Linked DNA regions of Homo sapiens: all the other regions are linked to region 4. Evidence: chromatin loops called from intact Hi-C (ENCODE). Cell type or tissue: endothelial cell of umbilical vein. All regions are shown on one strand.

Region 1 (4,000 bases), 130 kb before region 4:
TCTCCTTGTATTAGCAAGCTAGGTCTGGCTGCGTGGAGCTGGCAAGTAGATTTCAGCAACTTGAGCTTGAGTTGACGATCAATTAATAGTGGCTGCCAGTTGTGCTGGCGTAAGTGGCCCACATCATGGGGAAGGAGTGCTGTGATTGACTAGTAATGGCTACCACGGGAAAGGGAAGGGGAAGCAGTAGCACTAATGCTATGTAGTTGTCATCTTTGATCTGGCTAGGCCCTGGGAATCGGGTTTAGTCATCCTGTGGGATCTATGTTAACTCTTTCATGCCACTGGTGAGGCATTTGTTAATTTGCTACTCAACTTTGAGGAAAGACAGGGCCTTGGTCAGAGAGAGAATGCTCTGAACTCTGCTAAGGACATAGAGTCAGCCCATGGTGATTTAGCTCCTTGCTGTTCACCTCCTCTTTCCTGATGTCTGCCTTGCTCTACAGCACAACCTCTTGAGGGTGGACAGGGAGAAAGATGATGGTGTCAGAGGTCAAAACTATTATATATGACAGGGCACAAGATGGTCTGTGATCTTTGCACAGATGAATGGAAGTTGATGCACACCAACAAGAGGCAACTTGTCACTTTCTTTCTCAATATTAACTGGAATGCTGCCTCTTGGGTTCTCACCTGCATGGATGCTTTGAGTTGGACGTGATACTGTCCATATTCTCCAGAGGATTACCTGGCTGAACCATTGGCTCTGTTCACCAGTGACAGATGGTTTCCCCATCCACTGAGTGTAGCATCCTCAGAGGTAGGCAAGTTTGCTTCTAGGGAGTTAGCATGTAGATGGGATATTGGGATGAGGAAAGGAAAATCAGGTAGATGGTGCTTTTTTTCCCCCAAATCTAAGTATTCTATGTCATGGTTTTAAACTTTGCCATGAACTCCTGGGCTTTGGGGGAAGAGAAAGTTCCATTCATTTAAATGAATAAGGTGTTGAAAGAGTGCAGGGGGTTGGGAGGAAGCATGTAAGAGAGGGAACATTTCCTTAGATGTTACCCAGATGGTTCTGGGGGAGACAGAAAAGAGGTGCGGCAGGACTCTTATCTTAAAAAGTAAACAAAACAAAACAAAACAAAACAAAAAACTAGATATGTAATTTCTAAACACCCAGATCACAATGACAAGATGCCACTCCAACCATGGGACACCTTCATGATACTAGGTTTGTACTTCCTGGTCTCTGGGATGACTTCAGATTCTGCTGGCCAAGGCAAATTGAACTCAGTTCAAGATGGCCACCACTGGTAGACGTGTAGATAGAAAAGAGGACTGGTCTTGGGAACATCTTTGGAAAAACCAACAAACAATAGTTCTAGGGAGATGAGAAAAAAATTCACCTTACAGTGCTAAGAAAGTGCATTAGAATGGAATTGCCCTTTCCTTAAGGAGACAGTTTGGGCTCTCCCCTTGCCACCGGCTCTGGTGTTTTGGCTTATGCGTTCCTTCAGGTTGAGCTGAGCAGTGTGTTATGGGAAGCTGCTCAATTTCCTTTCATTCAATTCCACCTCCTTCCTGAACTCTAATAGAGGTTAAAAGGGAAAAAAAAAATTCTGTAGATAGCAAATTGTGTGTGTGGGGGGGGGTGGGGGTGTGGGTGCATGGAGGACAACCTGCAACTCTGAGCTCCCTACTTCCTGCCTCATTTCATGCAGTCTTTTCTGAACAGCCTATGCTGCTGCCCTGCTGGCCCCTTGTGCACGGCAGCTGGCCGTGTCCGTAGCTGTCAGTATGACTTAGATCTAGCTCCTACCTACTGGTTGATGTGTTTTTTCCTTTTGCCAAGTGATTGAGTCTGTTTAGTAGTTTCCATCATTCTAGTCTTTAAGTAAAAATGACACTATTGAGGAAAGTCAGTCTACTCCCTTCTTCCTCCCCCCAAACACGTGTTCTCTTTTGTCAGGAAACTCAGCCAGTGGACTGTGGCAGAGAAAGTCCTCCACTCAGAGGCAGAGACTGAGTTAAGTCATAGGTGGCCTTAGGCATCTGCATTGTTTGCAGGGGTTAAGTTTTCCTTCCAGTGAGGGCTGGAGGGATGAATTAGCTGGTACCTGAAGCCCCGCTTAGCTCTGACACTCTGCCAACATCCTCTGATTCTAGGTGTGGTGTTGACTGTCCTTTCAAGGAAAAACTTGCAATAGAGGGAAAAGCCATTAAAGCAGCTCCCTGCTTCATCATTAAGTCCTGTCATCCCTACCAGCCAATCCCAGTCAAAGAAGTTATGCTTTATTCACTTCTGTGGAATTACAAGTGAGAGACACTTTTAGGACCTGATGGACAAAGCAGGAGATTCACTGTCAGCTTTCCTGGTCCTCTCCTTACTTCTGTGGGCCTTGCACCGTCTTAGTTTACACATCTGCCAAAGGGGTAGAATTACACTTCTTTTTACAGGTAAATGTCAAGGCACAATCAGTTTTCAGGAAGTGCTTCAAGACCCCAGGTGAAATGAAAATGCTAAGTACCCTCTGAATGGCCATGCCTGTTACCAGGTGCTGCTTCTTCAGATGATGGGGAGCACTTTTCAGGGTGAAATTCAGGCGAGTTTTGCCCAGGCCTGCTGTCTTGAGTACAAATGTGAATGATCGACTGACTGCTTGTTGCCAAACTGGAAATGTTCTGTAGGGATTTACTGGCATGGTATCATTCCTAGAAGAAAAAAAGAGAGAAACTTGACTGCACATTAAAAAAAAAAAAAAATCCACATTGTGACTTTTATTTAATTTCTATTTTTTTTGGTAATAAAAAGTTGACTTTTTTATTTGAATTTGTCTTTTTTATTTATTGGTCTGAAAGGCATTTCAAAGGTATTATAATAATATATTGGTGTAATTTAATTGGTGCAACATGCTTTATGGCTCCTGTCAAAATTGGTTTTCACTCATTTGATTGGTTTGAGCCCAGAACAGCCTACAGGGGAAAAACAAGCTGGATAACCACCCAAAGTGTTTGTATTTTCGTTGGAAACTGATTTTTGTTTCATTTTGGTTTTTGTTTCTGTTTTTATTTTTAAATTAAATAAATTGCAATGAACTGAACCAGAGACCTTGCTTCTTTATTTGGTGGTTTTTTCTTAGTCAAGTAAGTGACAGAATCAATATAAGTAACAGAGACCTACCCAAATGAGCTTAAGCACAAAAGGGAATTTATTCGAAGTTCTTAGAAGAGGAAATGCATCTTGCAGTGCCGCTGGAATTAAGAATTGGAGTGGTGGATTGAAGAGGACAGTATACCCTCTTTTCTGCTTCTCTTTGCATATCAGCTTTCTTCTCCTTTTATAGCCTGGCTTTCTTCTCTCTGATTGTGGAACCCACCTTGGCTTATCCCGTAGCTTCCAAATTTACATGTTCTCAGTCTTGGTTTCCAAAAGAGACTACTCACCAGGTTCCTTAGTTCTGAACTGGAGACGTCATCAAAGGCTAACACTCAGCCACGCTCTTTCTCCACATTTCAGTTTCCTGTGCCTGCCCTTTCCCTAGGCACTCCCCTCTATCCCAAGGGCAGGAAGTTGCTAATCTGATTGGGATTAATCAGAGTCCAAGATCAGTGGGTCACGATTTCCTAATGGGGAAGGCCACTCACGGCTCTGCCTAGAATGACAGTATCTTGAGTCCCATTTTGCCACTGTTTCTTGTGTAAATAGACCCTCCAGAAAGCTCTTGGAAGGAGAGGTGCATCATAGAGCAAGATTGAAGAGTTCCTGGATCCTGGCCATAATATCAGGTGACATCAAACCCTACCCTAGTATCAAACATTAGAGAGTGATGCTGTGCACAGAATAGTAGTGTTTTAGGATCCATGCCAGAAAAGTCTGACTTTCCAAAGAAATTACAACTTGCACCCCTTTTCTAGTTTACTGGAAGAACATCTGATGTAGCATTGTCACATTTAGCAAATAAAACTACAGAATGCCTAGTTACATTTGAACTTCACATATACTATGAATAATTTTTCAATATAAGTGTGTTCCAGACAATATTTGGGTCATGCTTAT
Region 2 (4,000 bases), 200 kb after region 4:
CTACTTAAGGTGAAATAAACCATCAAAGTGACATATTAGGAAACTATGAGCAGCAAAGCCATGTTCATTCAAAACTGAAGGCAGGGAAGAAACGGATTTAAAATAAACAGTTCTGGCCCTTTGGGAAGAAATGACTGGAAATTCTATCCCACTGAGCCTTACTTCAAAACAATAATGGCCAATCGCATTTGCATTATTCTTCACAGTTAACAGAGGACGTTTACAAATGGGAGGACATCAAAAGACAGCTAATAATAATTTATATTTGACTCCTCCTGTTCTCAAGGCTCTTTGAAATTGGAAACTTCCATTCATCCTCTCCCAAATTTTGGAAGTTGGAGAAAGCAAGAATTTATTCAATCATTTATTCATCTATTCAACTCTTGTCTATTGGATGTCTACGGTGTGCCTGCCACTGTTCTAGGCCCTGTGATATAAAGCAGTGAAAAAAACAGATGAGGTTGTAGCTCTCACTGAGCTTCTATTCTAGTAGGAAAATAGACAATAAGCAAATTGAACAAATATAGACTATGTCAGATGGGATAAGGTGGGGATAAAAGTAGAAAACAAAAATAAAGCCAGGTAAAGGGTACAGAGAGTCATAGGGGAGTGGATACTGTTTTCTGTAGGGTGGTCCCGATGAAGTGGTGTTTGAGCAGAGACTTAAGGAACAAAGGGTCCAGATGAGAGGAAGGGCCCAGCCAGAAAGGAAGCAATGACTCTTGAGAACAAGGCATGGAAGGCCTTGTTGGACACTGCAAAGACGTTGGCTTTCAGCCTGAGCGAGTGGGAAGGCTTTACCCAGTTTTCAGCAGAGTAACATGATCTGACTTACATTTTGAAAGGGTTCCTCTTGCAGACACTGTGCACTATCCCTAGTAACCATTCCTTCCTTCCTTCATGATAGAAAACCCACAATTTTAGCTGGATGCATGGCATCACAGAATAAAGACTATATTTCCCAGCCTTCCCTGCAGGCAGGTATAGCCGTAACACTAAGTCTGGCCAATGGACCAGTGGAAGTGTGATGGGGTAATTCAAAAGTCATGCTTAAAAGATAGGTGGTTTTGACCTTTTCCTTCTTTACTTTGTTCTTCATCCTCTGCCTAGAATGCAGATGTGACGGTTGATAGACCAGCTGCTATATTGGACTATGAAGACAAGGGTCACCCCTCTGGATCGGACAGTGTGGAGTTAGAAGAAGCTCAGCTCCCTGAGGATTTTGTGGAGTACATCCATACCAGCCCATACAGGCTGACTGCAGACATTAATTTTATGTCATGCCCCTGGAAGCTGAGCCCAGTTCAAATGGCTGCTATCTTTCTATCTACTGTGTAGAGAATACTGGAGGGACAAGAGTGAAAATAGGGATAATCTCTATTTCATACATAGGAACCCTGAAGCCTGAAGAAGTTAAATGAAGTACATTAGGATTGTGGGTAAAAGTACTGGCTTTAAAGTTAGTAAACTTGTCTGTATTTAAATCCTGCCTCCAATACTTCCTAACCTTGTAACCTTGAGCAATTCCTTAGCCTGGGTAAGCCTGATTTCCTCATCTGTAGAATGGGATGATAACAGTGCCTATCTTAGACTATGATTGTGTGTATTAAATAAAATAAACCATGAAAAGACCTAACACAGCCTGATAGAATTGGCATTCCTCGCCTGCCAGTTCCCTGTCCCTCCTTCGCCGGACCCTTTCCCACCTCTTGCATCTGTCCAGGAAATGGTGATCCTTCCAAGGTGGGTGAACAGCGCAATCAGTTAAGAGAAATGCCTTTTGTTACGAAGAGAGGGCAAAAAGAGGGAGAGAAGGGAGAAAGAAGGAAGCCTTAGCACACGAATGGATATGATGGACTTTCAAGTACCCAGAGGTTTCAGCTCACAAGAGACAAATGTCAGTAGTGAGCCTGGAGTACTGAGAGATCTAAGAAAAGAAGGCCGGAAGTTCAGCCGTCAGCCTCCAAGCTGTTCCCTTGCCAATCCCCTTCTTTTTTCTCCCTTTCTCTATCACCTCTTCTCTTTCCTCTTCCAAAATAAAAGTAGGAAGCGTGAAAAGCTTGGTAAATCATCTGGTTTTCAGGCTGTTTTTCCTTGGAGTGGCTAAGACTGCTTTTTATTGGCTTGGCAGGATGTTTTGAGATTGTGTGGCGAGGACTCCTCTGTGTGTGTGCCCGTGTGTGTGTGCGCGCGCGTGTGAGTGTTTATCTGAGTACTGGGCTTTGGAATGCAAAGTAGCACATACGTGTTTCCTTTTTGGTAGCAGATTCTCTTCCTAATTATGTTTTGCTCAGGCTAATATTAAAACGAATTGGTTTCCTCTGACAACAATAAGTGTAATAATAACAGGAAATTGCCCAGAATCACACAATAACAAAAATAGAGCCAGAGAGGAAGCAACAAGACTCTTGAGAACATTTTGCTGATCTACTTTTCCATTCCATTTTGTCCATGTATTCCATCTCTTCATTGATTCAGAAAACTATGCTTATTACTGGTGAGATTAATGGGAAGCCTGAAAAAAATTCAACTTACTCTCTTTAATCAGAAATTTGTGAACCACTAAATATCAAAAATTAGAAAAAAAAGATGCATGTCAGCTTCTGTATAAAGATTGACCTGTATTCTACCCAATACCACTCTTTTGTAAGAAGGGTTAAGTCAAAATAACACTTCCATTAATTATCTTACATATCAAAGGTTCTGATAAATTCTGCAGTAAAACAACCTGGCTCAATGTGTCAAACCTAGCAAGGCCCAAATTTATTTGACCATGCAACTATCTTTTCCTTTTTTATTGACTACTTGTGAACTTTGAAATTAGGATTACAGAATACAAACCTTTCAACGTTTTCATTCTCAGGGAAATGCTCTACTTGTGTTCCGAATGCTGTCTCTGGGCATTTATTCTTAATATCATGCACATTAATTCTGCTATTTGGTTGCTTAAGCCTCTGTAAGGAGACTATTCTCTTAACAATAGCATATTCTATTCACCAACATAATTGATTCAAGCAGAAGTTTGGAAGATAAAATGCCTTTGCAAGCTGATTACCATCATCTTGACCTTACCTGATACATTCAGGAGGAGGAAAAGGGGTATCTCCATTCCAAAGCACTTTCTTCTTTGCCCTCCCTGCATGGGAAGTCTTTGGGGTCATTTCTACCAGTGGATGGAACCTCAGGCCAGTTTGCTTCCCACCACACACAGACCCTGTTTGTTAAGGAGAGAGATAAGCACCAGTAACAACCTCTGTACTTACTTAAATCTATGCGATGAAGGGTCCATAGTAATCCACCAGGGATTCACAGGGTGAATGGGTGGGTGAAGAATCTGGCTACAATAGCTATTTATAATTGATGCCAATAAAGCCCTTGAGTCTAGCCTGTGCGTGTATTAAATGAGATGACAGAAGACAAGGCCGTGGTCAGAGTTCAGGGAACCTGGTCTAAGTACACTCCAGGGGTCCAGGTTTGACCCGCAGACTTGGTACACACAGCAATCAACAATCAACCAGTTTGTCTGACTGATTAATGACAACTGCCAAAAGGGGTCACACACAAAGTACCAAAGCCCAGCTAAGCCCAAAAGGGGTCAGCTTGCTGGCCACAAAGCCTTTTTATTAAGTGAGACATCTGTTCAGATCTCTGTTGCCAATTAGGTCGTTATTAGATTCTGCTAACACATATTGATAGCTGATAGCGGGAGATGCCATTGAGAGGACACATTAGCACCTTCACCGCTAACTGTAAATCAGCCTGCTCTGTCTGCCTGAGAGCATCTGAATAAGCACCTCCCTCTGGCTTTCCCAGCTGGGGGTTCTCCCCTGTTCCTGGAATGAGGCACAGCCAGAGTGGCTGTCTAAACACCCAGCAACCAATCAGAGCATCCAGGGCAAAGGTATTGAGCTCCACAGAAACTTTTGTATAAAAACGTTCATTATTTTTATCTTTCTAAAGTAATACACACGTGGCAGAAAATTTAGAATATTGTAGGCAA
Region 3 (4,000 bases), 87 kb before region 4:
CACGTAACAAATTACAGCAAACAGTGGCTTAAACACACATTTATTATTCACAGTTTTTGAAGTCAGGAATCTGAGCATGGTTTAGCTGGGTTCTCTGCTTGTGTCTCTCACAAGGCTGTAATCAACATGTCAGCCAGGGCTGAGGTCTCCTCTGAAGGTTTGACCATGCTTTCATACAAGGTGGTGCTGGATGGCTGAGCATATTTTCTATGCAGTTTTGTTTGATTTTTCTCAAAGACGGTCCCCCAATTGTATAAGCTTCAGCTCCCTCAACCCTCTAGAAGGGACCTGCCTCTGCTTCCCTCTCACTATTGATTCTGTGACTCAGGATCCTCTTTCTAAGTAGCTAAGTGCCTGTGAGCTCTCAGTAGGATGGAGATCATAATGCCTCTGCCTTCATGTTGCCCTTGGGATCCCTTTCAGCTCTTACAGCAGGGTCCACAGTAAGCAGGCCCAGAGCGACCGCCTAACCTAGGTGCCTCTCGGGAATGAGGCTATTATTCATTAACAAGCCTGGTTATTTTATGGGCCGATTAACTAGGGAGGCCATGGAAGGGAAATTCCAATATTGTGCAAGTTTACATCTCCCCCTCTTCATCTCTCTTTTCTCCCTGCTGTAGTTTGGGTTTCTGCCACTGTTTAAATTTAAGCCGATTTGCTATCCCAGCATCTGCAGTTTGATTATTTGACTATTGCCTGGCTCTTGGTGAAACCACTGGGGAGCCCACTAGCCAGAGATTAAATCTGGGCCATGATTACAATGATTTTATTTTAGCTGGGCCTCTGTTTATGGGCCCACTGGTGTTAGAGTACAATGTTATTGTAACGAGGTATTAGCCTCATAGAAATAGTCATGTGAAGCAAGTGGCTGAGGCACGCCAGACAAATGGAGTCGATTATTTGGCCAATACATCTTTGCTTGATCTTCCATTTGGTTGTGAAAGAGAGACTGTGTGGAGAAATTGCAGAGGAGGCTGGCCGTTATTGAACACTTACTGTGTGTCAGGCAAGACCGAGGCACTTATCAATGTTATGCATTTTATTTTGAAATGATCCAGCGAGGTGGGATTATTAGCACATTGATATTTACAGAGGAGGCACAGAGTAGTTAAGAAACTGCCCTTAGTCACACAACTAGCAAACGGAGGAGGTGTGTGCTAACCAGTCTGTTTGACTTCAAGGTTCTGTTTCTTTTACTGGATGATGTGGATGTACTTGGATGGGCACTCCCAGCTCCTATGGGTCTTTTTTTGTTTGCTTGTTTGTTTCTGATCTGGTAGTCTCAGTTTCAGAACTGCTCTCTGGTGGGTGCTGCCTGATGAGAGGAAGTCCTGAGAAGTAAGAATTCAGGTAAAGCCATTATAGGAAGAGTCACCAAGACTGTTTTTGCTATCCCAAGAGCAGGGTCTCATTCCAGCTCTGCCACGGGAGTTTGTGTTTTCTTCAGACAAGTCCCTGCCTCTCTGCCTCTCTGTTCACTGTTTCTTTCTCCAGCATTATCACCTACCACTTTCTATCTCGCTCATACTGCATTAGCTTCACAGGATGCAATTCGTTTATTTGGTAAGTGTTCTCAGGAAACACTGATAAGGGAGAGAGAACATGAGACAAAGGAGGGAAGTAAGTCAATATCGAGTGAGTTACTAAGTACAATCTCTTATGGGCAACTGCAGCTTAGTCCTGCTGGGGACTCCAGGGCCAGTGTAGAACACACACGTCAGAGTTATGCCACCTAAGGGCAGGTAGATCTTCTGTGACTTTGGAGAAAGCAGTCTAAAAGTGGCAAGTTTTGGCAATTGGAAAACTGGCTAATGTGCACAGAACTGCCCAGTGCCAAGAGGCTATGAGAATGTCACTGATGCTATTCTTATACAATGAGAAAAATAAATCACAATTTGTTTAAGCCACTGGAGTAGGGTTTTCTGTTGCTTGCAGTTAAAGGGATTCCTAAGACGAGCTCTCGTCTAAGGACACCTTACTTTCTTTCAGTCCTGTGGACATGCTGCCTGTTTTTTGCATTAGGCAGGGACCCCTTTCATACCCTTGCCTCTGTCTCGTGTTCTTTCTCCTCCTACAGCCCCTTTTCATCCTTTCAGTGTGGCTGCGTCTGATCAACCAGTCAAAAGTTGACTGCTCTTTGAACCCAGTCTATTCATTTTTTAATGATTAGATTCAAGAATCATACATTCACCCTGTTGAAAGATTCTAAATACTCCCAATTTCCATACTGACTATTGTGAAAGCAAATAAACCAGAGGCCATCAGCCCGGGGCTGTCCCTATGTTTTTGTAACAAACTGCAACCTAACTTAGTACTTGAACAAGCTAAAACCTATTTTAGGAGTATATTTTTGTAACAAATAGCTGAATTTCAGCCAATCACAGGCATCCAACTGACCAGACCATGCCCATGTAAGGCAAATGCCTTTCTGTAATGAATCAAGTTATTTCTGCACTTGACTTTTGTGTTCAGCCTATAAAAGCTCCCTCCCTACGCTGCAGAGCGCAGCTCTCAAAACCTCTTCTGGTTCTGAGTGTTGTCCCATTCATGACTTGTTCTTTGCTCAAATAAACATTGTTAAATTTATTTTTTCTAAAGTTTTCCACTTAACATTGGTAACAAACAGTTCATTCTCCCCAGGGACTACACTTTGAATAGTATTGCTTTGTACAATTCTGGCCATTTGTACCTATTGAATATGGTTCTGTTTAGCTATTGCTGCATTAAAAAAAATGAATCACAAAACTTTCTCGCTTCAAACAACAACTATTTTATTATCTCAGATAATGTATTTGGGTCATGAATTAGAAAAAGGCTCAGCTGGTCAATTCTGGTTTGGGATCTGTCATATGGTTGCACCCAGTGGCTGGAGTTGGACTAATGCAGGGCTGGGGAAGAGGGGGGCTGATTGGACATCTCTCTCTTTGTGTAGTCTCAGGGCTGTTCCATGTTGTCCCCCTGCATAGGCTAGCTTGGATTTCCTCCTAGAATGGCAATCTCAGGGAAGCTGACTGTTTACATGAGGGCTTAGATGTCAAGGGTGAGTATCCTAGTAGGCAAGATGGTATGTGAGTCGTCTTCTAGGAACTGGCCTAAGAAGTCATGGAGCATCACTTTGAATACTCTATTGGTTGAGATAGTCACAAAAGTGAACCCATATTCAAGGGAAGGGGAAATACATCCCTCTTCTTGATGGAGGTAGCAAGGTTCTAGAAGAACATGTGAGATGAGAGATATTATTGCAATCAACTTTGGAATATATGATCTGTCTCCTCCTATGGGGTGGTATACAGAAGGGTTGGGGATGGGGAGCAAAGAATGAAGGCAGAAAGCCTTTTAGAAAGCTGGTCTAGGTGAAAATGGAATGGGATATTATATAAGCAGTGGAAAAGAAGAGGAGAAGCTGGTTTGTATTATTTAGGAGGTAGAAATCACTAGGAAATGGTGACCAGAATGTGAAGAGTGAAGGAGAACATGGACACAGATATACCAAGGATCGTTGGTGTGGTGGTTTGGGTGGATGGTGGGTCATTCACTAAGTTAGAGAATGTAGGAGGAAGAGCAGGAAGCAGGAGTGTGGCTGTTGATGGATTTTGCCTTGGACATGCTGAGTTGGATTCATATTGTGTCATTCATTAAAACTCTTCCAAGTACAGGACTGAGTGACAGTGTGGAAATTGGAAAAGGCTATATCCAGTTCTTCAGAGTCTCTGCACAGGAGTGTGTCAGATGCTACAAGAAATTGGGAAAGAGACGGGCTGGGTTATAGGGTAGATTGATACATTTCAAGCAAGGAAGCTGGTCGAGGCAGCATAGTGCAGTGTTTGCAAAAGTTGCCTGATTGTCAGAATCACCAGGAGAGCTTGTTAAAAATAAAAATTCCCAGGCTCCACCCCAAACATACTGGATCAGAATCTTCATGGGAGAGGCCTGGGAATCCCTCTTTTTAATAAATGCCCCGGGTGAGTCTGATCAGGCAAGTTTGGCAAATGCTAAGGAA
Region 4 (4,000 bases):
ACACAGTGGGCAGTGGTATCAGCTCTGGTCGCCTTCAACTCTGAGTTGGGAGCCATAGGCAATCCTAAAATATTGGTTGACACAAGTAAACAGTTTGTTTTTTCCTCCTGTGGTAGGCTGTATAATGGCCCTCAAAGATGTCCTTGTCCTAATTTTTGTAACCTAGGAATATGATTCCTTACATGGCAAAAGGGACTTTTCAGATGTGATTAAATTAAGGATCTTGAAATGGGAGGATTATCTTGGATTATCCTCATGTCCCTGCTGTATCCTGATTGTCCTGATGTTCTCACAAGGGTCCTTAAAACAAGGACGCAGCAGGAGCCAGAGAGGAGAAGAGGCATGATGGTGAAACCAGAGATTGCAGGGATGTACTTGGAAGATAAAGGGAGAGGCCACAAGCTGAGGCACAAATGTGGCCACTAGAAATCAAAAGAGCCAAGGAAAAGGATTCTTCCCTCAGAGGAAACAGAAGGAACAAGCTCTGCCAACACCTAGGTTTAACCCCAAGAAACTGATTTTGCACTTCTGACCTCTAGAACTGGAAGAGATAAATATATGTTGTTTTAAGCCACTAAGTTTGTGGTCATTTGTTACAGCAGCAGTAGGAAATGAAGACACCCACCTAACACAATATCCAGAAGTAGGTGGCAGGAGGAATGTGCAGCTGCTTGAGCAAGTCGTCCAGGATCGAGCTCTTCCAGATTCCTGTGGCACCATCCTCCACACGTGGCATTCTTCCTCCTGATTATAAGGTGGGTGCGATATCTCCAGGCGTCACGTCCACATGGCATGCTGAAAGGAGAAAAGGGCTAAGGCTTTTTCCTTGGAAGCCTCTCCACCCCCTCTTTTTTTTTACATTCAAGGAAAGATGCCATTTCTAGAGATATCTGCTTAGATAGCCTCTACTTGCAAAGAAGTCTGTGAAGGTGATATTTTTTTGATGGTGCATGTTACTTTCCTGACCAAACTGGGATTCAGTTGGTAAGGAAGAAGGTGATAAAGGACATTGGGAAGGCAGATATCCTAGTATCTGTGACCATCCTAGTGTCCGAATGCTCAGTAAATATCTGTTAGAGGACTAAATGAATTATGGAAGGAGGGAAAACTGGAGTCAAGTTGTAGATCTGTTAGCCCATGTGAGGAAGTGGGGGACCCTGAGCTAAGGCAGGGATATAGGGGTGGGTAGATTGGAAGGGATGTGAGAGTTAATTCAGATCCACGGGGCTTGGTGACTGAGTGGAGAATCAGTGATGACACCCACCTTTCTAAGTCAGGTAGCTTACTAGATGGGGGTGCAGTTTACCAGGAAATGGAATACTGGGTGGTTTTGGATCTTCTGAGTTCAAGGTGTCTGTGGTCCAGTCCTCTTAACCTCCCTCCCTTGCCTGCTTCTCAAGGCTGTTTGCTCAGGACCAGCAATTTCCCAGGGGCGATCTGTCTGTGTGCAGCTGCAGCCACAGGGTGACACTTCTTTTGTTTTCTCTTTTTATCCCTTTCCTGTCTGGGCTGAATCCAGCCATGTTGTAAACATTTTTACGGTCAAAGCATCTTGGCAGCATCCTTCAAGCTCCAGCCTGGTGCCTCCGCTCCGTGACTCACTGGCAAAGATCTTGCTGCATAGGATCAGTTTGTTTTTTTCAGGGGGGTTGGAGTGGGGCGGAAGGAAGAGCCTCCGGTTACGGTGCTCTTAATGACTTAGTCACAGCCTGGAGTTCTCTGCTTCAGACTGCTATTTTCCATCTGTACAACTGGCCATTCAGGTACCTACTTCTAAAATTATGACCAAGGCTGTTGTATCTCTGTCGATGTTGGACCCTATAGCTCTCCATATGGGGTCAGCCTTTAGAGCTAACTGTCTCAATCCCTTTTGTTCTTGGACGAGTGGTTTGAGTCTTCCCTTGGATGGCACAGACTGTGAGAGCTCATGGATGTCCATGGTCTTCCTGGATACCTGGCTAGACTGCATTCCTCAGCCTCCCCTGCAGTTAGGACTGGCTGTGTGACTGGATATTGAGTGCTAGTGGAAAGAAGGGTTCCACTTCCGGGCCGGCCCATGAAAGGCCCCTGTGTGGTCCTCCAGGAGAGATCCAGAAGTCTCTGCGGCCCTAGGTGAATTGTGGAGTAACAGATGGGAAAAGCTTGGGCCTCTGAATCACTGTACAAAAGGCTACCTGCTGGACACCTGGGAGCTAGCCAGAGCAGAGGCATTCCTTCCACTCCTCCTGGAACTCTGTATTTTTGGAATTATCTCAGGGACTATGGTCAATGCCGCCCAGATTAGTGTTTGGTGATAGAACTTATCTTAGGCTCTTTACATTTTTATATAATTTTTATCTTTGCTTGTGTTGTTTCTACCTTTACATTGAACACCCTTTGAAAGCAGGGATTATGTCACATAATTTTATTTATTCAGAACAACAAACAGTGTTGAGTAGACAGCAGGCACTGACAAAACTTGTACTTTAAGAATTAGAGGGCCAGATGTGGTGGCTCACACCTGTAATCCCAGCACTTTGTGTGGGTGGAGCACCTGAGGTCAGGCGTTCGATACCAGCCTAGCCAACATGGTGAAACCTCATCTCTACTAAAAATACAAAAATTATCTGGGCATGGTGGTGGGCACCTGTAATCCCAGCTACTCTGGAGGCTAAGGTGGGAGAATTGCTTGAACCTAGAAGGCAGAGGTTGCAGTGAGCCGAGATTGAGTCATTGCACTCCAGCCTGGCCAATGAGAGAAAATCCATTTCAAAAAAATAAAAGAAAAAAAGAATTAGATATGTTTAAGAATTACAACACCATTTCTGCTCAGTCCTAACACCATTAGGGAATATGTAAGCAGCAATAAAAATATAAAATACAGTCCAGTATCCCTCCCAGAGCACACAACAGTTTCTCACTGATTGTTCAGAGCTTTTGTAGCTTTCAGCGTACATATATTAGATGCTAATATGATTATCGTATGTATTGAGCACTAACAATTTTCCCAACACTATGCTGAAAACTTTATTAAATTATCTCTTCACACACCGGGGCCTTTCAGGGGGTGGGGGGCAAGGGGAGGGAGAGCATCAGGACAAATACCTAAGGCATGCGGGGCTTAAACCTAGATGATGGGTTGATATGTGCAGCAAACCACCATGACACATGTTTACCTTTGTAACAAACCTGCATGTTCTCCACATGTATCTCAGAACATAAAGTAAAAAAATTTTTAAAAATCTCCTTTAATACTCATAACAACTGTAGGTACTATTATTTTTCCCACTTTGGCATGAGAAAATCACTTCTAAGAGAGGTTGAGTAATATACTTCAAGCCACTGAAGTATAATAAGCATAAGATCTGGCATTCAAACAGAGCCTGATTCCAAAGACCCAGCATTATATAACAATTTCCTGCCCCATTCTTTCCCACACTCAATCTCTTGAGTGGTCCAGAGCCCTGTGGGATTTGCCATGCCTGCTTTGTCAGAGTAGGCATCTAGCCCTACCTGTATTCAATGCCCGGGGACCCCACCCCGCCTACTCAGAGCTGTAACTGACTCTTTAGATTTCGTGTGTCTGTGTATGCCAAGACAGATGTGAAACCTTCAGTTGGGCAGATTAGCATCTCAGACTCAAATCAGGCCCCACATCTCGCCTCAGACACGTCCAACTCCCAGGCTGCTCCCGGTGCTAAGGTGGGACCGGCAGGGAGCCAGACAGGAGCACAATGTTCTCTGCCCATCAGACATTGTCTGACACCTGCGTGGGATTACGGGGTGAGCCTCCAGGCTCCAAGGGACACTCCCTCAGCATGGAATGACAATGAATTCAGCGAATTGTTGGAACTTCAAGTAAGGAAGAGAAATCTAACAGGCATTTCTGAGACCTATGATGATCTGTGCTCTGAAGGGGATGCCAGTGGAGAAGTTAGCGCAAAGTCCCCAAAGTTAAAAAACACACAGGCTTCGACAGCTGCAAGGCCCCAGCTCACCCCAGCGCCTCCTCCGGATCCTT
Region 5 (4,000 bases), 96 kb before region 4:
GTATTTATAATTTTAGATGTGCCCTGGGGGCAGTGAGGCAGAGGTGAGATTAATCCCTTTAAATCCTAACACAACCAAGTAAGGACAAAGGTATAATAGAACTGAGCCCTAAAAGAGGCACTGAAAGGGAGGGGCCCAGCTGCCAAGGGACTTGAGGATGCCACACCCAGCACACATTAGGACTGACCACCAAGAGAGATCTGAGGGAGGGAAAGTGGTAAAGTCTTTCAGAAACATAACCCATACAATGGCTCCAGAACCCTTGAGATCCAGATCAGATTGACTTGAAACCTCATTCCATCCCCTCAGCAGTTCGACTCTCTTCTCCAGGTTTCTTTTTTTTTGAGATGGCATCTCGCTCTGTCACCCATGCTGGAGTGCAGTGGTGCGATCCCAGCTCACTGCAACCTCCACCTCCAGGGTTCAAGTGATTCTCCTGCCTCAGCCTCCCAAGTATCTGGGACTACAGGTGCATGCCATCTGCCCAGCTAATTTTTGTGTTTTTTTAGTAGAGCTGGGATTTTACCATGTTGGCCAGGTTGGTCTCGAACTCGTGACCTCAGGTGATCCACCCGCCTTGGCCTCCCAAAGTGCTGGGATTATAGGCATGAGCAACTGCGCCTGACCTCTTCTCTAGATTTCTGAGTATTCTTGACATTCTCAGGGTCCTTTTCTGCTTGAGACTAACCTATCTGCACTACGTCAACCCAGACCTGACTTTCAGCCCCTTCTTTGATTTTGATGCATCCCCCTCCTATCCCCATGCCAAATATTTGAGAGGAAATATGGAATGATGGTGAACAGTGAGGACTCTGAAGTCACACTGCCTGGGCCTGTCACTTACTACTAGCTTTGGGACCTTGGGCAACTTACCAAACTGGTCTGTGCCTCAGTTTCCTCATCTGGGGAATTGGAATAATAATTGAGTTATTGTAAGAATTAGATGGATTAATTTGTGGAAAATCCTAGAACAGTTCCTAGCACATAATAGCCCTTTTAAAAGGGTTAGTCAGTATTTGTAGGTATATCGGATTTCATGAAAATTTGGAGTCGACAGAGAGAAATCAGACTGTGTACACTGCTGTAAACAATTCAAAATATGCAGTTAGCCATTCCTGGTGTTAAATGTCTGTTCAGCTTCCGGCAAGGAAAGTTCTGATTAGCCTCCTACTGTATATGGTACTGATCTCCCCTATGTCCCCCTTTTTTCTTCTCCCTTCTTTGGCTGGGCGTCTCCAGAGTGGGGGTCCCAGCTGGCTGGAGCAGGGTATGGGGTTTTATCATCCAAATCCCTGACTGCTATTTTACAATGAGTTTTTATCATTCCAGATTTACGACTTTTCATGCGTTTATGCCAGTGGCATTTCAGGCTAAAATAGCTGTTGTTATCTATTTCAGAGGAAGTGGGAGATGGGAGCTTGCATACGTCGTCTGTGAGTAATCGACTGCGGCTTTGAGTCAGTAATTCCTGCTCCCCTTTCTGCAGGGTCTAGGCTGGGGGCTGTAGTGCAGCTGATCTGAGGTTTATTCTGGGGTGTTGCCTAAGCCCAGTGTAAGCACCACTCCTCTTAGCAAAAAATAAAAGGACCTGGAGTGGTGAACATGGGAGGAACTGGCACTGGTCTTAGAGCAGAAAAGACACAGGTCTCATGCTAGCTCTGCTACTTACCAGCCCTGTGATCTTGGGCCGTTTACTTCACTTCTCTGGGTTTCAGTTTCCTGACATGCAAAACGCTATAGCAACCTTACAAGGCTTTTACTACACTGTAGTTCAGTAGAATAGTGTATTTAAAAGGCAATAGTGCATTTTAAAAACCTGGTATACAGTGGGTGCTCAATAAGCAGTAGTTTTAACTTACTTTATTCATTGCTCATACAATGTTTATGAGGTAGGTGTTCTTGCCTTATTTTGATAGGCAAATTGCTGCAGGTTAGGAAGCTAATAAACACTTGAGCCGGGCTGGCAGCTGAACAGTCTAATTCCAAATGTTATGGTTTTGCCTTTTATATATCACACAAAGAAATCCATGAATACATTCTCTTTGTCAAAACTCAACAATTCATAAGCATATAGAGTGAAAAGTTAAATTCATCCCTCATCTATTGACTCCATTCTCCTCCTTAAATATAATCACCATTAACAGTTCATTATGAGTATAGTTCATTTTCTATGAAGCTTCATAATTTTTAAACACTTTTAAAAAAGGAATGGGATCTATATCTATCATCTCTCTCTCTCTCTTTCTCTCTTTCTCTGTTTGTCTACATATCTATCTATCTACCTATCTAATCTATCTATCTACCTATCTATTTAACCAGTTTTGTGACTCATTTTTGACATGTAGCTCTATGTCGTGGAGACTTTTTCATACCAGTACATGTAACTTTGCATCATTCTTTGTAACCACTATTTAAGAGTCTGTAAAATGATTGTATGATAAATTATGTAATCAAGTTTAATTATTATAATCAGGTGTTAATGTAATCAGGTATTAATGATTTATCTATTGAAAAATGTTTGGATTGTGTACAGTGTTTTACTTTTTAACTTCACTTGCTGGTTTTAATTTGACAGGACTTGATTCTGATGTAGTTCACATCTGTCAATCTTTCTTGTTACAGCTACTGCATTTTGTGTCTTGCTTAGGAAGGTCTTCTCCCTGTCTCAAGGTTGTAAAAACATTCTCCTATGCTTTCTTCTAGAATGCTAAAAATCACACCGTAATGCTAGAAGTGAAACCCAAAACATACTTTGTCACTTAAAGTGTGGGGTCAGTGTTATCGAGCTGTTGAAGATGAGAACTAATTGCCAGCCACTGGTCATGTTGTGTCTGAATTCATTTGTTATGGAGCATACTTCGTAGTTTTGGTTTCTATGTTGAACTCTAGTGCATCTGGGATTTATTGTTTTGAATGGTGTGGAGTAGGATCTAATTTTATTTTTTCTTTTGTAAGAGGGCAGTCTTGTCAATACCATGTATTGGATAGTCTTTCCTTTCTCTTCTAATTTAAATGGTCACCATTATTATTATTATGGGTCTATTTCTGAAATCTCCTCTTCCATTTATATATATATCCATTTTGATATATGTATATATATAGGCTTAGTTATATTAATCATTTATTCTGTTCCATTGTTCTATACAGAAGCCAATACTATATTGGCAAAAAGTAAGTGTTCAAATAATGCTAAATATTTTTGACTGAATTAATGTAGTGAATTAAATAGATGCCTTACTTCATGATTCTCGTATTTCTTTGATTATGCTCCTAAATCTGATCTGTTAATATTTATTTGGAATTTTCATTAGTTTGGTGAAGATGGACTATGGTTTCTGAAATCTTACCTGCGAATATTTATTTGGAATTTTGCATTAGTTTGATAAAGATGGACTATAGTTTTCTAAATCTGACCTGTTAATATTTATTTGGAGTTCTGCATTAGTTTGGTGAAGATGGACTATGGTTTTCTAAATCTGACCTGTCAATATTTATTTTGAATTTTGCATTAGTTTGGTGAAGATGGACTACGGTTTTCTAAATCTTATCTGTTAATATTTATTTGGAATTTTGCATTAGTTTGGTAAAGATGGACTGTAGTTTTCTAAATGTAACCTGTCAATATTTATTTGGAATTTTGCATTGGTTTGGTGAAGTTGGACTATAGTTTTCTAATCTGACCTGTCAATATTTATTTGGAGTTTTGCATTGGTTTGGTAACAGTGAACTATTTTGCATTGGTTTGGTGAAGCTGGACTATGGTTTTTTTATTTGCGTGCTCTCCTTGTCTGGCTTTGGTATCAGTGAACGAGTCCCATAGTCTTTCACCAGATCACAACTCCTGTTTATTGAATTTCTACATATGTTAGTGACAGATTTTATTTCGGCTGTTGTGACAGTACTATAGCTCTGGAGCATCCGTGAGAGAATATAACTAAAGAAAAATTCAGATCTTGATCTTGGATGAGATTGCTGGAATCTGGGGGGTGTTGCAGACTGG
Region 6 (4,000 bases), 160 kb before region 4:
AATCAGTAAGTTTGGCTCCATTTAATGAAGGAGAACCTTTACTGGATGTAATGCAAAAAGCAGAACTGTATGATGGAGGAAGGGGGTGGAGAGTCATGGCGAGAACATGCGCTTTTGAGTTGCACAAATCTGCCATCCAATCTTGCTGGGTATCTACCCAACAAAAATGCGTACAGATGTGCATCAAAAGACATGCACAAGGATATCCACAGTAATACTATTCATAACAACCCTCAACTGGAAACAGCCCAAATGTCTATCAACAGTAGAATGGATAAATAAACCACACGATACATTCACATAATGGAGTACTCTAGAGCAATGAGAATGAACAATCTTTGACGACATTGAGCAACGTAGATTATTCTCACAAACATGTTGAATTAATGACAAAAGAAGGTATACTACGTGATTCCATTTTTTTTTTTTGAGACAGAGTCTCGCTCTGTCACCAGGCTGGCTCACTGCAACCTCCTTCTCCTGGGTTCAAGCGATTCTTGTCCCTCAACCTCCTGAGTAGCTGGGATTACAGGTGCCCACTACCACGCCCAGCTAATTTTTTGTATATTTAGTAGAGACGGGGTTTCACCATGTTGACCAGGCTGGTCTCGGTCTCCTGACCTCATGATCCACCCGCCTCGGCCTCCCAAAGTGCTGGGATTACAGGCATGAGCCACCACGCCCGGCTATGACTCCAGTTTTTAGAACTTCAAAACTCATCTACGATTTTGGTTCATATTCCTCATATTCATGGTATTGGTGTATCTGTATCTTTGGGGAGATGATTAATGACAGAAAGAGGGCATGGCAGGGGTGCTTGCAGGGGGCTGGCAATATTGTTTCTTGATGTGAGTGCTGGTGCCCTATTTATTTATTTATTTTATTTTTTGTTTTAGAGATGAGGTCTCGCTATGTTGACCAGGTTGGTCTCAAACTCCCAGCCTCAAGCAATCCTCCCATCTCGGCCTTCCAAAGTGCTGAGATTTCAGGTGTGAGCCACCATCCCCGGCTTGGTTCCCTATTTATAAAGTAGGGATAATATGGATCCCTATCTCATAAGATTATTGTGAGGAATAAATGTTTTAATCCATGACATGTAGTAACTGTTCAATAAATATTAACTATTCTTATTACAAGCTTTCTAGGGAAGGAGAGATCCCTGTCTGGGAAGTCTCCTGGAAAAAATTGAGCCCCAGACAATTTCACAGGTCCAGGATCCTGGATGCTGTCCTGTGCCTTGCTCCTGTCTCTTGGATTGTTCTCGGCGATGTTTGGTTGCCTGTGTGACTCACCTGCAGCTCCTTGTGGGCTTTCAAGGTCTTGTGTTTTATTCATCGCCGTCTTCTTTCTCTCCTCCTAGTCCCTGGCCCTGCCAGCTGCTGGCGGTTCTGTTTCTGCTCTGTTCCCTTCCTCATGCTGACCCTTCTACCTGGCCTGCCTTTCCTTCCCCTCCAAACTGGGAAAAGTCTTCTTTCGGTATCCCCAGTGCCATCTGCATAGTAGGTGCTTTCTGCTGTGCTAAAAACCAGGCTGTACACCACCTGGCCATGGCCCCAGTGCTGTGGGCTGACTCAGGCTGAGCTAAGTTTCTATTCAGGGATTTAATTTTCCTGGTAGGCCTGGCATGTCAAGGGCCATAGTTTTCCTTACCATTCTGGAGCCACCGGGCCTCTGGGTAAAACTGTCTGGCCAAGAGACACAGGCTTTCATTTTTCAGAAAGGAAACCCTTCCCAACTGGTGGAAAATAAGCTTTTGCTTAGTGACTAATAACATAAACACAGACAAGATTTCTGGGCTTATAAATAACCAGTTGTAAAAGTGCCCAAGGGAAGCAGCCTTTTTTTGCTAGAAGAATGGCCAAGAGTATCCCTGTCACCTTGTAGATAGTGACCTTAAGCACGGGCAAAGGAGCGTTGGGCCAAGGGTGTGGAAGCTGCTCATTCTTCAGTATTAATTCCCAAGGCCTTGCTCTTATACATTATAAATCCTGGACTATTCTGGAAAAATAACACCCAATCTCTAAGGTCCTTTCCTGCTCGAAAATCCTGTGATTCTGTGGCAGCCACAACATGTTTTAAAGAGCGATGCCAGCAGGGAGAGGAAAGTCTTAGGGTTTTGTTTTGCTAGAGCTGCCTAAGTGGCTGATGAAGTAATTATGAGCACAGCTTCCATTCGTTGAGCACTGGCCGGGGCACCGTGCTGAGGGCGATAGACCTGTGAGGAAATTACTAGTCTCATTGGACTGATGAGGAGGCGGAGGGTCAGAGGGGTTGATATATATGAGTAGTAATGGAATGGCTGAGAGCTTGGGGGTAGCAGTCAGACTGCTGGGCCCAGTGCTGGCTATGCCTCGTACTCTTTGTAGTTATGGGAATTATTATTCACCTTGTCGCCCCAGGTGTTCTCATCTGTAAAATGGGGATCCTCATAGTACCGAATCCTTATGATGTAATTCATGCAGAATGATTATTAGCATGGTGCCTGCACATGGTAAGCCTACAGCAAATTTTGCTGTTATTAAGAAAGGCTTCAAGAAGCTTCATCTGTAACAGCTCTGGCCTCCTTGATGAAACACTGAGGCTTGAAATCTAGAAATCTTCTTTGCTCTCAATTAATTTAAGGTGACAGGGCCTTGACCGTGAGACTTGGGCTTCTTCCTATGGGGGACTGGGGGATGGTGTCCCAGAGCCAGGCCTGGCTGCTCGGACAGTTCTCTGACCAGATTGCTCACTGGCCCTGCCTGAGAGAATGAGGGGCCAGTTTTATCCCTCGGGTATCATCTCATTCATCCAGTGTTTCCCAAACTGGCTCCATATGAGTTCTTCTGGATGCCAATAGGAGGATTGAAATGGCCCAATCAACTGGCAGAACTCTGAGTTAAGGAAACCAGGCTCTCTGAGGACCATCAAGTATTAATGTTTGGCTTGGGTTTGACTGTGGAATTTTTTCTTCTTCAAGATAGCTTGCAGAATGAGTACTCCATGGAATATGCATTTGGAACTATTTCTTGACCCCTCCAAATGCAGTCAGCAGGGAGGCAAGTGTGAGGTCTGGCAACCAGAAAGGATGGGGGTAAGGGATGTCCTTGGAGGTGAGACAGGTGGACAGATCTGCGATATATTTTATTTTATTTTTGAGATGAAGTCTCACTCAGTTGCCCAGGCTGGGGTGCAGTGGTGTGATCTCGGCTCACTGCAACCTCCACCTCCTGGGTTCAAGCTATTGTCCTGCCTCAGCCTCCCCAGTAACTGGGGTTACAGGCACCTGCCACCACACCCGGCTAATTTTTTATATTTTTGGTGGAGATGGGGTTTCACCATGTTGGCCAGTCTGGTGACTTCTGGCCTCAAGTGATCCACCTGCTTCAGCCTCCCAAAGGGCTGGGATTACAGGCGTGAGCCACCGTACCTGGCCAGACTCGGGATATATTGTAGAGACAGGATCAGTAGGACTGATTGATGGAAGCTGCTTAGTAAAATATTTGGTGTATTGGACTGTATTGAACCGAATTGTGTTTGTGTCTCCTTGATACCAAATCAGCCAGTTGGAGAGGGAAGAATCCAGCCACTGAAACAGCCCTTCTGTCTGTGTGAGGCAAGTGGCTCACACCTCCCGACAGTCGCTGAAGGGCCAGAGGCTTTGGCTCCCTTAAAGACGTGCCAGACTCTTTGGGGTGTGAGTCTTCTTGTTTATTTACCTGTCAAAGTACTTTCCTTCTTCCTACATCCCTCCTTTTTAAAATTAGAAAACCCGCTGCCCTCTCCAGGGCCTATCACTCTTTCATTTTTGGGGCCTGGGCCATGCATCCCGAGGCAGTCGGGGTGTTTCCAGTTTCCAAGGTTTATTGTTAATGAAAAGTGCACAACAGGCTGAAATCCCTGGCAGGAGCCAAAGCTGCAGGGTACACCGAGGCCAGCAGACGCTGGAGCAGCCAATTTTATCTGGATGTTCTCTCCTCCTCCTCCTCCCTACCCTCCTCCTTCCCCCTTCATTTTATCA

The links. A loop is a pair of places that touch in the nucleus more often than their neighbours do. Peaks named below come from ENCODE experiments on the same cell type or tissue, not always from the same donor. Only the 100,000 strongest peaks of a DNase experiment are listed, where the experiment ranks them.
Region 1: it touches region 4 in a loop (3-fold over the local background); 3 of 110 quality-filtered maps call a loop at or near these places.
Region 2: it touches region 4 in a loop (7-fold over the local background); 3 of 110 quality-filtered maps call a loop at or near these places.
Region 3: a loop joins it to region 4, with 4 times the contacts of the local background. A loop is called at or near these places in 3 of 110 quality-filtered maps.
Region 5: it touches region 4 in a loop (5-fold over the local background); 4 of 110 quality-filtered maps call a loop at or near these places.
Region 6: a loop joins it to region 4, with 3 times the contacts of the local background. A loop is called at or near these places in 5 of 110 quality-filtered maps.

Annotation. Positions count from the first base shown.
Region 1 is chr12:106,062,389-106,066,388 of GRCh38, reverse strand. It overlaps NUAK1 (NUAK family kinase 1), which reads left to right. Exons shown (of 7, transcript NM_014840.3): 7 at 1-3,044. Among named protein-coding and RNA genes, the nearest start is that of NUAK1, 75 kb to the left of the region's middle. In endothelial cell of umbilical vein, no CTCF peak of the experiment used is centred here; DNase peaks (open chromatin) are centred at 58, 1,668 and 1,748; H3K27ac peaks cover 2,274 bases.
Region 2 is chr12:105,736,470-105,740,469 of GRCh38, reverse strand. CASC18 (cancer susceptibility 18) reads right to left here. Exons shown (of 5, transcript NR_110109.1): 4 at 3,073-3,214. It also overlaps a transcript of LOC107984435 not described here. Among named protein-coding and RNA genes, the nearest start is that of CASC18, 34 kb to the right of the region's middle. RefSeq lists an enhancer at 1-492. In endothelial cell of umbilical vein, no CTCF peak of the experiment used is centred here; a DNase peak (open chromatin) is centred at 2,259; H3K27ac peaks cover 1,188 bases; H3K27me3 peaks cover 1,138 bases.
Region 3 is chr12:106,019,332-106,023,331 of GRCh38, reverse strand. No RefSeq gene overlaps it. Among named protein-coding and RNA genes, the nearest start is that of NUAK1, 120 kb to the left of the region's middle. In endothelial cell of umbilical vein, no CTCF peak of the experiment used is centred here; a DNase peak (open chromatin) is centred at 1,581; H3K27ac peaks cover 1,403 bases.
Region 4 is chr12:105,932,044-105,936,043 of GRCh38, reverse strand. No RefSeq gene overlaps it. Among named protein-coding and RNA genes, the nearest start is that of NUAK1, 200 kb to the left of the region's middle. RefSeq lists an enhancer at 100-1,299. In endothelial cell of umbilical vein, no CTCF peak of the experiment used is centred here; a DNase peak (open chromatin) is centred at 1,553; H3K27ac peaks cover 2,465 bases.
Region 5 is chr12:106,028,089-106,032,088 of GRCh38, reverse strand. No RefSeq gene overlaps it. Among named protein-coding and RNA genes, the nearest start is that of NUAK1, 110 kb to the left of the region's middle. In endothelial cell of umbilical vein, no CTCF peak of the experiment used is centred here; a DNase peak (open chromatin) is centred at 1,518; H3K27ac peaks cover 1,525 bases.
Region 6 is chr12:106,088,925-106,092,924 of GRCh38, reverse strand. The region is part of intron 2 of NUAK1 (NUAK family kinase 1); the gene reads left to right. Among named protein-coding and RNA genes, the nearest start is that of NUAK1, 48 kb to the left of the region's middle. In endothelial cell of umbilical vein, no CTCF peak of the experiment used is centred here; a DNase peak (open chromatin) is centred at 1,714; H3K27ac peaks cover 1,646 bases.